Regions from separate parts of the Homo sapiens genome. Here region 1 is linked to region 2. Evidence: read pairs that join two places in POLR2A ChIA-PET (ENCODE). Cell type or tissue: Caco-2. All regions are shown on one strand.

Region 1 (4,000 bases), 91 kb before region 2:
TGCGGCATCTGGGGGGTGCACCTGGGGGCGCCTGCCCTGTACTCTGCCCGGGACACCAGAGTGTACGCACTGAGGGGTGGGTCTGCCAGAGACCAAGCCCCTGATGGACTCTGGGTTAACAGTCACTGGGGTCAGGAGGGGCAGGTGGTATCCACTGCGGGCGAGGTCAGTGCCTCACACAGCAGCCTGCCCCTCCGGTGGAGGGTGTGTCCTGAGGAGGCTTCTGCCAGGCTGGGGCGGGGTTTGGGGTAAGGGGTAGGAGGAGGGAGGTGAGCAATGGTCCCTCCTGGTCCTTTCTGCCCTCGGATTTTGATATCTTTCCAGGCAGGGTGGGACTCACCACTGCTGCACATGTGCTCCTTTCCTGGGGAGGTGACATGGCCTGGCTGTGTCCCCACCCAAATCTCATCTTGAATTGCAGTTCCCATAATCCCTACATGTTGTGGGAGGGACCTGGCAGGAGGTCATTCAATCATGGGGGTGGTTCCCCCATCTTGTTCTCATGATAGTGACTGAGTTCTCACAAAAGCTGATGGTTTCAAGGGGCTTTTAAAACCCTGGGCCCCTCAGTCTGCACTTCTCCTTCCTGCCGCCAATGTGAAGGAGGTGTTTGTTTCCCCTTCTGCCATAACTGTAAGTTTCCTGAGGCCTCCCCAGCTCTGCTGAACTGTGAGTCCATTAAACCTTTTTCCTTTACAAATGACCCAGTCTCAGGTATGTCTTTATTAGTGTTGGGGACCAGCCTCAACACCACCCATGGTGTATCCAACGTCCGGTAGTGACAAAGGAATGAGAAGAGACAGGTTAAGAGTTCATAAAGGTGGGGCCGGGTGCGGTGGCTCACGCCTGTAATCCCAGCAGTTTGGGAGGCTCAGGCAGGCAGATCACCTGAGGTCGGGAGTTCGAGACCAGCCTGGCCAACGTGGCAAAACCTCATCTCTACTAAAAAATACAAAAATTAGCTGGGCGTGGTGTGTGAGGTCAGGAGATCGAGACCAACCTGGTGAACACTGTGAAACCCCGTCCCTACTAAAAATACAAAAAAATTAGCCGGGCGTGGTTGCGGGTGCCTGTAGTCCCAGCTACTTGGGAGGCTAAGGCAGGAGAATGGCATGAACCCAGGGGGTGGAGCTTGCAGTGAGTGGAGATCGCGCCACTGCACTCCAGCCTGGGCAACAGAGTGAGACTCCGTCTCCAAAAAAAAAAAAAAAGAAAAAGAAAAGAGTTCATAAAGGTAGGAGCCAGGGGGCCAGTGGCAAAATGGAGGCTGCAAAAGGCACTGAGCTCTGGTCTCCACGCTATTTATTGAGTACAGTCACTTAGATCTGAGAAGCAGATATTCAGGGCGAAACAGTGAAAGGGAGGCAGTGCGTCACAGGCGTAATCTACAGCAATAGCGGTTTCAATGAATCTCCTTTGTGCTCAAACAGCGTATCTTTAACTTATCGGACAGGAGCTGGTGGGAGCGGGCTTAACCAGGAGCTCGTGTGTCTGTCCACAGTCCAGTGCTTCGAAGGAATGTCTTTCTCCTTGAACACGGTGTTTACAGATAAGACAGCAGGTCTCGCCCTGAGCATGCGAACATGATGGCAATTAGGAGGCTTTCCTCCTCAGAGGCCTCTTGTGGCTTTCCACAACTTATTGTCCCATATTTTCATGGCCAGTTTATACAGGCATTCCACAAGCCCTTTTCCCAACAATTAGCAGTGTGAGAACGGACTAATACAGGGTGCCATCGGGAAGGACTGCAGCCAGGCGGCTCCAATTCTCCTACTGTCCTGGGCACGGGGGTCCAAGGTCCAGGTGTCACCAGGGCTGGTTCCTGAGGCCTCTGCCCTGGGCTTGCAGACGGCATTGCCTCCCTGTTTCCTCATGGGGCTGTCCCTCTGTGTGTGTCTGTGTCCTCATCTCTTCTTCTTACAAGGACACCAAGCAGCTTGGATCAGGGCCCACCCAGAGCCCTGATGGCCTCTTTTAACCTGCTGACCTCTGTAGGGGCTCCATCTCCAAACCCAGTCCCACACTGAGGTGCTGGGGTTAAGGCTGCAACATGAGAATTTGGGGGGACGTAATTCAGCCATAACAGCCATGAGGAAGGGGAGACGTCCAGCACTTGGCCGGGTCTCAGACACAGGCCCCAGGCCCCTCTGAGGCCCAGCTTCCTATCGAAACAGAGGGCATGGTCTTGCACCTCTTGGTGGCCTCCTGCCCACTGTGGGATGTGGGATGGGCCCAGAGCCCACAAGAACCTTCTCCAACAGGGGAGGGCGCTTGGATCTTGTGTCCAACTCATTCCATTTACAGATGAAAAAGCACAGGCAAACAAGCGGTTCCTCGGGCGGCCCAAGGAGCCTGGCACTCCTGTCAGATCCCAGCCGGCCAGGGAGTCTGGCCCGGCCTGGCCCCTCGCTGGTGTCCGTCGGCAGGCTCCTGGCCCGGCCTGGCCCCTCGCTGGTGTCCGTCGGCAGGCTCCTGGCCCTGGCCTTCTCCAGCCCCGCAGCTCCTTGTGTTCACACCAGCTGCCCCTTCCCTGCAGCAGGGACCACCAAGCCCAGCAGCAGGGCACCTGTCCCATCCCCTCTGGCTCTACACTCCGAAAGCCAGGACAGCGCAACCCGTCCACCCGCTGACCTCCAGCTCCGCAGGCTCCTTCCCAGTGCCCTCAGTCCGGGAAGCTCAGACAGGGAGCTCCAGGAAATCCTCTCAAAGGGGCCACTGGGAATACTGGCCACAAGGTGGAGGCTCTGCCAAGCCCAGCTCACGGTGTGGAAAAATGAACGCACCTTGTGGTACGGCCTCAAGGAACGGGGGCCTGGCCGGGGGAAGGGGCAGAAGTGCGAGCAGCAGCCTCGAGGCGGCGAGGCCTGCGCCAGGTGGGCTCTGCAGGCACTTGGGGGATCGGCTTTCCCACCCCCCAGCCTGAAGGGCGTCAGGGAACCAACAACGCAGCTTGTGTGGAACACCCGTGTCCCTGCCGGGAGTCTGGCTTTGTGGCCCATCCCAGGCAGAAGCTGCCCACGTGACCACCCCAGTAACAACCCTGGGCAGGAGGTGGGCGTGCTGGTGCACAACTATAGTCCCAGCCACTCGGGAGGTGGAGGCAGAAAGATTGCTTCAGCCCAGGAGGTCAAGGCTGCAGTGAGCTGGTTGCGCCACTTCACGCCAGCCTGGGCGACAGAGACCGACCTTGTCTCTAAAAAAGAAAAAAGAAAAGACTGGGCGTGGAGTCTCACACCTGTAATCCCAGCACTTTGGGAGGCTGAGGGGGCAGGATCGCTTGAGCCCAAGGAGTTCAAGACCACCTTGGGCAACATAGTGAGACTCCGTCTCTATGAAAAATAGCAAAATTAGCTCGGTGTGGTGGTGCACACCTGTAGACCCAGCCACTTAAGAGGGTGAGGTGGGAGGATCTCTTGAGCTCAGGAAGTCAAGGCTGCAGTGAGTCATGACCGCAGGACTGCACTCCAGCCTGAATGACAGAGGGAGACCTTGTCTCACAAAAAAAAAAAAAAAAAAACAGAAAAAGGAAAAGGAAAACCCTGGGCAGAGTCGCGAATGAGCTCCCTGGCAGCATCATCCCAGCTCCCTGCCAAATCAGGCGCAGCCTGTGCAACCCCACCTTCAACTCCTAGGTGCTCACTGGAGAACTGAGACAAACGTTCATGGCAGCATGACCCCAACAGCCAAAAAGTGGAAACGGCCCGAGTGTCCGCACGGCTGCTTGTGGCTGGGCTCACGTGGCCGGTCACACAGGGCGTGAGCTGGTCCTGGGCACGCACGATGGGCCACGCAGCAGGAGGAACATGACAACGTGGCCCCTGAGACAGCCCGGGGAGCGCAGCCCTGGAACAAGGGTGCCCGGAGCAGAACAGCCCCTACAATGCGGGAGGCCCGTCGTGCATGCAGACATCTTTCTTTGTGCATAATCAGGACCAGTAAAATGCTTCCTGGAGGTGAGTTTGGTGAAAAATAAGCACCTCTAGCCCTTAGACAGAGGGTA
Region 2 (4,000 bases):
ATGATGAGCAAATGAGGCAAACAAAATGTTAATAGTAGGTAAGTCTGGGTAAAGAGAGATAACAGGAATTTTTTTTGGCATTAGTTTTTGTGAATTTGAAATTACTTCCAAATAAAAATTGTAAATAACATTGTAAAATGGAGATATTAATTGAATGTTTATGGGACTGTAGTTGTTCCCCAGGTACTCTTAGATTCTTAGCAGTAGGATTTGAAAACCACTGCGCTATGTGATTTCTAAAGTGTAGGATATTTTGAGATTAATTTCCTGAGAGTTTGATACGGGGTACCCCCATTTCAGTTCTGGGAAGAATTATTTGTAGTCTGTAGAAATAAGAACTTGAGAAATATCCATGAAGAGTAGAACCAAAGAGTCAGCACCAAAAAAGGATTATTACTTTGACTCGGAGTTTATTGTGGCCCAGATAAAAGAACATGAAGAGTGTGTCACATCCATATCCTGGCAGGGAACAAAAGGAGTAAACGGAGTAAAGTGAAGAGATTAAAGTGTGATCAGGGTTGGGGGAACCAGTGCCTGGAGAAAGAAGCATCCGGGAACTAACGAGTGGAGCGCCATTGCCTCCCCTGGGCTGAAGGAGCAGAAGGGAGAGAGGTACCAGACGTGGCGAGAGGCGTTGCTCCAGACAAGATGCTTGACAGCACCTGGGACCTCACCCAGGAGGATGAAGCCCAGCAGGGAGGATGGAGTGGGGAGACATGTCCCATCCTTGGTCATCTTCTCTAGTCCTCCAGTTTCCTGCGGGGCTGCTATTGCATCCAACAGGAAGCCATAGGACGAGGGAGCCTTGTTACTGTGGGTCTTCACATCTGCCTCTTGGGGCACAGATCAGGGTGGAGATTGTCCAGAACATAGGAAAGTAGAGGGAAAAAAAACACTTGGGGAGCTTATGGACAGAGAAGGTGGCAAGGTGGTCAAGATGGAGGCGGAAGAGGTGTGTGGTGTTTTAATATCACCCGTGACCGCTCTGCTGTTCATGTCATATATGTGTGTCAGTGAATGAAAAGCAAAATTCCCTGACTCTGGTTTGGGAAATCAACAGAATTAATTTGAGTTCAGCAAGATTGATTTTAGTTTTTTTTTTTTTTTTTTTTTTTTGAGATGAAGTCTTGCTCTGTCGCCCAGGCTGGAGCGCACTGGCGTGATCTTGGCTCACTGCAACTTCCGCCTCCCAGGTTCAAGCAGTCCTCATACCTCAGCCTCCCGAGTAGCTGGGACTATGGGCGTGTACCACCACGCTGGGCTAATTTTTGTATTTTTAGTAGAGATGGGGTTTTGCCATGTTGTCTAGGCTGCTCTTGAACTCCTGACCTCACATACCAGGTGATAAAGAAATGGTAAGATAAATTGACGCCGTTTGTGCAGTTTTCTTTGATTAGTGTTTTAGAAACCCTTATTTTCCTTTCTAGCTTTCTGTACCCTCCCTGTGAATAAATTGAGCATCAAGAGACACAGCCATTCTCATGTTATTAGACCTGTATTAAGAAAGGATTATGGACTGCGTGCAGCAGCTCACGCCTGTAATCCCAGCACTTTGGGAGGCCAAGATGGGCAGATCACTTGAGGTCAGGAGTTCAAGACCAGCCTGGCCAACATAGTGAAACCCCATCTCTACTAAAAATACAAAAATTAGCCAGGCGTGGTTGGTGGCAGGCGCCTGTAGTCCCAGCTACTCGGGAGGCTGAGTTAAGAGGATCACTTGAACCTGGGAGGCGTTGGTTGCAGTGAGCTGAGATCGTGCCACTGCACTGACAGAGAGACACCGTCTCGGGGAAAAAAAAAATTGTTGTTTCAGAAGATACATAGATGTTTAAATGGTCTATGATTTAGGTTGTTTGTAATATTCACTGTTCATATTATTTCTGTCTCTGGGCTTAAAAAAATATAAAAGTAATATATTCTTATTGTATGAGAATGAGACATACAGATAAAGTAGCCATGTGTTTTTCTTGGTTCAAAGATTAGCAGAAGGAATGTATAAAGAAGTGAAATAAATTTATGTGACAAATATTTATGTATTGCCTACTATATTCCATATAGACATTTGGAGGGTGGGCATAGAAGAAAACCTATGCAAATCCCTGCCTTCAGGGTGCTTTTAGGTAGCATGCATGCAGTGGGGCCAAGTTGAAAATGCAAGGTCAGGGTTCTGTTCCGAGGCAGCAGCAATGCTCCCATCTGGCCACAAGGTGGCGGCCTCATACAGCAGAAGGGCACTTGTCACCTCCCCAGGAGCCTGGCGTAGATGGGTGTGGCCTCCCTGATGACTGACTGGAATTCTATGAGATTGCCTATCGTAGAGTGGGATGTTTTAACCCTGTCCCTTTGGTATGTTAACTTACACTAGGGTTGCATACAGCTGTCTGGAACAAGTGATTATGAAATTACCGTAATGCAAGAGAGCCGTTTTGGGTGGTCAAAGTTAATTCCCACAGGTTTTTACACATGATAAGGCTTGTAGAGATTTCCTGTCTCTTTTACCATGTTTGAGTAATATACCGTTTAATAGTAGAAGCCAAATTTAACAGTTAAATGCAAAGAAAAAATTTTAAATCACAAATTTCATCTCAGTTTTTCAGTTTGTTCATTTTTGTCTGTGACCATAGGTGGTATTTCATATGATTGTAGTGTGTATGTGTATAAATAATGTATTTCCATTTAACTTTGTTACAAATAATGCAAGTATGTAGTTTTTAAAGCATAGTGCTTCCTAGTTGATTTTTTGGCTGGGATTAGGATAAAATCAAGAATTCCAGTGAAAGTCATTGTGGCACAATATTTCTTAAAAGAGCAGAAAATGAAACTGTGATTTGAGGGAGAGGAAATAGTCCAAAGGCACTCTGCTCTATTTCTGAGAACCACTTTTTTTTTTTTTTTTTTAAGAGATGGGAGTCTTACCCTGGCTGGTCTCGAACTCCTGGCCTCAAGTGATCCTCCCACCTCAGCTTTCCAAAGTGCTGTAATTACACAGGCATAAGCCACCGAGCCGGGCCCCTAAGAAACGCATTTTATGAGAAGCTTTGCCAGCCAATTTTATGATGTTTAGCTGGTCTGAATATTTACTTTTAGGTTCTAATTTTTCTTCTAGGACGGGGTCTCTAGAAAATTTAGAGACTAGCTTGCTTTCTTCCTTCCTTTTTAACATTTCCTTTAGAGCTTTGGGGATACACGTGTGGTTCTAAGCAGTCCCCACAAGTGTCTTATTCTGGCTTCCTCTTGTCCTCTCAGACCCCTAGATTCGAAAGCCCTACCCGCTTCTCGTTTGTTTGCAGATAGTTGAGGAAGTGTCTGTGAGCTTTTTCTCCTCTAGGGTGGAGTAATGTTCCGTTTTCCAGGCGCCTGGCTCTTTGAGGCTTTCTCACTCATCGCAAGTGACAGTACAAGAATGAAACAGATAACCAGAGTTGCCTTGTGTTTTTCTCAGTTCAAGGATTAGGAGAGGGAATGTGTAAAGAAGTGAAATTCCTTCATGTGACAAATATTAGGTAGCTGCCTTCCATTACTCTCCATTTTTTTGCTTTTTCACATTCCTGTGGATGGGTTCCCTTGTTTGCTGTTGCTGGTCATGTGTTGCATGTTCATTTTATTTTATTGGTGATGAGAGACCAGGTTATCGCCCAGAAGTAGTTCTCAAAGTGTGGGTCCCAGACAGGCAGCATGAGTCTCATCTGGGAACTTGTTAGAAATGTAAATTCTCAGGCTCACCCCAGACGTTCCAAATTGGAAACTGTGGATGGAACCCAGCCGACTCTGTATTATCAAGTCCTCCAGGGATTCTGATGTACGCTAAAGTTTGAGAATCATTGTCCTAAAGCATCGCTACTTTAATCAAAGAAGTTAGACCATTAGCTCTTAGCACCCTCAAATCTTGGTATATGTTGGCATAAAAACTGATGATTTCCTAGCTTTTGAGATCAAACACTTAAAAATTTGTATTATATATTTGTTTTTTCGAGTGTCAGTATTTCTGCAACATAAAATT

Evidence for each region. Peaks named below come from ENCODE experiments on the same cell type or tissue, not always from the same donor. Only the 100,000 strongest peaks of a DNase experiment are listed, where the experiment ranks them.
Region 1: POLR2A ChIA-PET joins it to region 2 with 6 read pairs; 8 of 35 experiments call an interaction of 5 or more read pairs at or near these places.

The regions. Positions count from the first base shown.
Region 1 is chr21:43,736,147-43,740,146 of GRCh38, reverse strand. The region is part of intron 2 of PDXK (pyridoxal kinase); the gene reads right to left. LOC105372824 (a long non-coding RNA gene) reads right to left here and starts at 3,147. Exons shown (of 1, transcript XR_005647074.1): 1 at 2,050-3,147. RefSeq lists enhancers at 1-524, 2,456-2,955. In Caco-2, no CTCF peak of the experiment used is centred here; a DNase peak (open chromatin) is centred at 1,585.
Region 2 is chr21:43,645,045-43,649,044 of GRCh38, reverse strand. The region is part of intron 3 of HSF2BP (heat shock transcription factor 2 binding protein); the gene reads left to right. Among named protein-coding and RNA genes, the nearest start is that of HSF2BP, 12 kb to the left of the region's middle. In Caco-2, CTCF peaks have their summits at 2,197 (motif pointing right) and 3,284; DNase peaks (open chromatin) are centred at 2,244 and 3,334.